Regions from separate parts of the Homo sapiens genome. Here region 1 is linked to region 2. Evidence: chromatin loops called from intact Hi-C (ENCODE). Cell type or tissue: MCF 10A. All regions are shown on one strand. Region 1 has its middle 24 kb from the start of PIK3AP1. Region 2 overlaps TLL2 (tolloid like 2).

What was found. A loop is a pair of places that touch in the nucleus more often than their neighbours do. Peaks named below come from ENCODE experiments on the same cell type or tissue, not always from the same donor. Only the 100,000 strongest peaks of a DNase experiment are listed, where the experiment ranks them.
Region 1: it touches region 2 in a loop (7-fold over the local background); 3 of 110 quality-filtered maps call a loop at or near these places.

What each region holds. Positions count from the first base shown.
Region 1 is chr10:96,743,112-96,745,611 of GRCh38, reverse strand. It overlaps the pseudogene RNU6-1274P. Among named protein-coding and RNA genes, the nearest start is that of PIK3AP1, 24 kb to the right of the region's middle. RefSeq lists an enhancer at 1,473-1,522. In MCF 10A, a CTCF peak has its summit at 1,400; no DNase peak of the experiment used is centred here.
Region 2 is chr10:96,510,443-96,512,942 of GRCh38, reverse strand. The region is part of intron 1 of TLL2 (tolloid like 2); the gene reads left to right. Among named protein-coding and RNA genes, the nearest start is that of TLL2, 2.2 kb to the left of the region's middle. RefSeq lists an enhancer at 426-945. In MCF 10A, a CTCF peak has its summit at 1,533 (motif pointing right); a DNase peak (open chromatin) is centred at 1,532.

The DNA of each region.
Region 1 (2,500 bases), 230 kb before region 2:
CAGATATAATCCCAAGGTGAGATCATCCTGGATTATCTGTTGGGTTTTTTTTTTGTTTTGTTTTGAGATTGAGTCTTGCTCTTGTCACCCAGGCTGGAGTGCAGTGGCACGACCTCAGCTTACTGCAGCCTCCGCCTCCAGGTTCAAGTGATTCTCTTGCCTCAGCCTCCGGAGTAGCTGGGATTACAGGTGTGTGCCACCACACTTGGCTAATTTTTGTATTTTTTTTTTTTTTTAATTTTAGTAGAGACAGGGTTTCACCATGTTGACCAGGCTGGTCTCGAACTCCTGATCTCAGGTGATCTGCCTGCCTTGGCCTCCCAAAGTGCTGGGATTACAGGCATGAACCACCACGCCCAGGCCATCCTGGATTATCTGGATGGACCCTAAATCCAATGACAAGTGTTCTTATAAGAGACATAGAAGAGAGACCTGGGGAAAAGAGGTGATATGAGGAGGGAGGCAGAGATCTGAGTTATGCAGCCACAAGCCAAGGAACTCCTGGAGCCACCAGAAGCTGGAAGGAGCAATGAAGGATTGTCCTCCATGTCTTCAGAGGGAGTGCCGTCCTGCTGACACCTTGATTCCAGACTTTTGGCCTCCTGAATTGTGAAAGAATAAACATCTGGTTCAGGCCTGGTGGCTCATGTCTATAATCCCAGCACTTTGGGAGGCTGAGGTGGGCAGATTGCTTGAGCCTAGGAGTTTCAGACCAGCCTGGGCAACATGGCGAAACCCTATTTCTACAAAAAAAATCCCCCCAAAATTAGCCGGATATGGTGACATGCGCTTGTAGTCCCAGCTACTTGGGAGGCTCAGGTGGGAGGATCACTTTGAGTCTGGGGGGCAGAGGTTACAGTAAGCCAAGACTGCACCACTGCATTCCAGCTTGGGTGACAGAGTGAAGCCTTATCTGAAAATTTAAAAAAAAAATTGTGTAGTTTTAAGCCATGAAATTTGTGGTAATGTGTCACAGCAGCCACGGGGAACTAATACAAGTGGCATGGGACAATTTTAGTGGCAACTCTGGGAAAAGAACCAAGATTAAAAGACATCAAGAGAGGACCCATTCAACTAAATATGTAGCATCAGACAATAGGGATGCAGACCTCACACCGACGACATACTAACCTTCTGAAACCAAGTCACACAGAGAGGGAAGTAGGTCAGTAGAACCGACAGGACATCAGGGTAGGAAACCAAAGAGGCCGTGTTGCCTGAAGTGAGGGATGCCGGCCATCTCAGATCCTGCCCCAGCAATGGCAAAATGGATCTCTCAGATGCTGGGAGATTAGACAGAGATATACAAAGAACGAGCACATTTCTGTTAGAATAGGAAAAAATAAAAAATAAAAGGGAAATGGTCAAGAGGTAGGAAGATATAGCTTCCTCTCAAGGAGCCAATAGCCACTGGGGTGTGCTGTTTTCTCATGATCAAAGGTTTGAGAGGGATGACTCACAAGCCTCTACTGAAGGGTCTCACAGAGAAATGCACCAAAAAGAAAGGGTATGGAAGCAACCTAAGTGTCCAGTACCAGAGGACAGGTGAAATGATAGCACAGCCGCACAACAGGGCATGATGCAGCCACAGTGCTGTGGATGAATGTTCACTCAATTGAAATATGTTCAAGACATATTAAGTGCAGAAAGCAAGCGTGAAACAGTAGGTACAATGTAATCCTGTTCCTCATATGTAAAATGCAGATGAAGGTAATAGTAGTTACCCTATAGAATTGTTACAAGCATTTGATTAATATATGCAAAGTGCTTGGCAGTACCTAGAACATGTAGATGCTGTACAGCATCACTGTTTTATCATCACTTATTTTTTTTTAATTCTTAACATTTTTATTTTATTTATTTATGTTTAGACAGAGTCTTGCTCTGTCACCCAGGCTGGAATGCAGTGGTGCAATCTCGGTTCACTGCAACCTCCACCTCCCAGGTTCAAGTGATTCTCGAGCCTCAGCCTCCCAAGTAGCTGGGACTATAGGTGCATGACCCCATGCCCAGCTAATTTTTGTATCTTATTTTATTTTTGAGATGAAGTTTCACTCTTGTTGCCCAGGCTGGAGTGCGATGGTGTGATCTTGGCTCACTGCAACCTCCACCTCCCGGGTTCAAGAGATTCTCCTGCCTCAGCCTCTCGAGTAGCTGGGATTACAGGGGCCCGCCACCACGCCCAGCTAATTTTTGTATTTTTAGTAGAGACAGGGTTTCACCATGTTGATCAGGTGGGTCTCAAACTCCTGACCTCAAGTGATCGGCCCGCCTCGGCCTCCCAAAGTGCTGGGATTACAGGCATGAGCCACCGTGCCCGGCCTAAAACAATTTTTTTTTTAATATGGAATGCTTCGTGAATTTGCATGTCATCCTTGCACAGGGGCCATGCCAATCTTCTCTGTATTGTCCCAATTTTAGTATATGGGCTGCCGCAGTGAGCACTATCATCGCTTCTTTTAAGTATTCAGGTCCACTGTTCTGACCCTTGGGGGTCAAT
Region 2 (2,500 bases):
GGCCTGAGGGTCGCTCTGGGCGGGCGGAGATGGAAGCCGGCAGGTGCTCTAATCCCTCCAGGAAGCGGCGCCCCAGGACGTACGGGCCTTTCGGGCGCAATCGCCGCCCGGGCGCTGCAGCTCCCGCTTCCTCGGGGCCACTGATCGGCTCGTGAGTCCTGAGGGGAGCGGCTTCCGAGCTGGAGTCGTTGAAGCGTTAGCCTCCGAAGGGCCAAGCGCATGTTCCAGCAAGCTGATGAGTGTGGGGCAGTTCCAGCACGGACAGAGGGGTGCTCACGCTCACGCTCCCAGGGAGATGCTGGGCTCAGAGGCTCGCACAGACGCTCCTGGCCCATGGCCAGTGTCCCGCGAGTAGTGGTGTTTATCTCCGGCTTTGTGGGGCCCCGTTTCACTTGGCGGTCGGCAGAGAAGAATGGGGAGGGAAGAGCGCGACCTCCACCCTCGGCGAGGCAGGTGCTCCTTCCCGGGGCTGTGGCCGGCCAGGTCTCTGCGGGGCCTGTGGGCCAGTGGTTGCCCCTTCACGCCCTGGAAACCTCTATCAGTTCCAGGTTACTCATCTCTAAATTGGTGGCAGTAATTATAGGAGGACTCAGGTGATTTGTGGGAAAATTCTCTGCAAGTGAAATGATGGCATTGTCGTTATTTTTTATTGTTTCTATCACTGCAGTGGCTCGGGTCTAGGCTGGGGGTTGGGAGGGTCAGAACTGGGTAAAGTCTGGGGAAGACCAGGTTACTAGGAGGCAGGAGGAGTTTGTGAGACTTGAGAATCTTGTGAAGGTTTGAGATCAAACTAGTCTTGAGGGGCCTGGTCTTAGTAAGGGAAGTTTCCTGCAGAATATCTACCTACTGCTGTATCTCTTGGGGCTTCTGAGTTAGGAAGGTGGGCAGAGGAGTTGGTTCCTGGACAACTGGAGAAAACCTCAGCAGGTAGCATGCCTGGCCCAGGTACCATGAGTTCCTTATGGGACCTAATTCAAGGCCAGGGAGAAGAGGCTCCAGAGCACTATTGGAATGGCAGCCTGGCCCTGAAAAGAGGGCCACTGAAGCTGGGAAAATAGGTGTGGGATAAAGGGAGTGGCTGGACCACCTCCCCCACTTGTCAGATCCTAGACCCTGCTGGGTGTGACCTGGGGACTCTGGGAGGCAGTGTGGGCCGCTGAGGCCCGGAGTGGGGAAGTGATTGATTTGCTCAGGAATGTATTGTGCATCTCCAGTATGCTGGGTGCTGGTCTGGGCACTTGTGAATCCAGATGTGAAAGAGGCATGCCAGCTCCCCGTCTCAGCCTTGGAGGATAACCCTGAGGCAGGCTTGCCTGTTACAGCCTCATTTTCCCCAGTAATTTTAGAGAAAATGCAAGATAATCAGGGGCACGCATATTCTGTGATTCTTCACAGACAGAATGGGATGCACAGGCAGGGCTGGAAGGCAGAGGATATGGCCAGTGTGGCTTCAGCCAGCTGCAGGCACCCTCCTCAGACTCCTTGAATTCTCCCAACTCATTGGCCTCTCCCTGGGCTACACTGATGCTAAGAGTGGCCAGAAGAGGGCGATGATAAGGACAACCTGGGGGAAAAGGTAACATCTCAGTCCGCCCATCCTCTTGGAAATTGCCTGACCTGGAGAACAGCTGTCTGGAAGGCCAGCAAGCAGTTCATCAGTGTACTGAAGTCTCAGAGAAAGGACTTGCCTCTTGGCTAGCGGGACACTGCATTTCCTGGTTGCATATTTAAGGCAAACCTTTAGGGGCAGCCTCCCATTCTATCTCAGTGAAATCCTAACTCCCTGACTCTTCTGGCCAGAAGCTCTCCTTTTAGGACCTGCCTCAGGGCTGCAAAGCTAAAACACCTCCCACTGTCCCTTCTTGGTGTGGGTCTCCATTCCTACTGTGGACTCAGAATGCAGAGGGGAGGGTCTTGAATCTGTTCCTGGCTTTTCAGGATCTGTGTTACCGGGACGACTCCCCTCCTCTCTGGGCCTCAGTTCCTTACCTGCAGAATGAAAATGTCTGCCTTGTTAGAATTACAAAGTGACATGTCCAGAGAGCTTGTGCTCTTGGTCCTCATCAACCGTCTTGCCCTGGGCCTACTTCATACCTTGCAAGCACTTCAGTGTGAGCCCCCTGGCTGCTTCCTATCCAGTGTTCTATGAGTCTATGATCTTTGGTTCTAGCCCAACCTCTTAGAAGCTGAACAAACTGGTAATTTTACCATTTCTAATTTTACCATTTCACTACTTTTGCAATTTTTAATACCATTTTTACCATTTACTCTGCCACTTACAAGCTGTGTATCCTTGGGCAAATCACTTGATTTCTCTGGGCATTAGCTTCCTCATTTGTAAATGGGGATGATTCCTGATAAAGTACTTAGAACAGTGCTTGAAATATAGTTAGATACTTTTTATAAATGGATTTTCTAGAAACTGATGGAAAGAATATCTTCATGCTGACCTTAAAGCAGGTTTTAAGCTGGAAAATTTAAATTTGCTAATAGACAATCT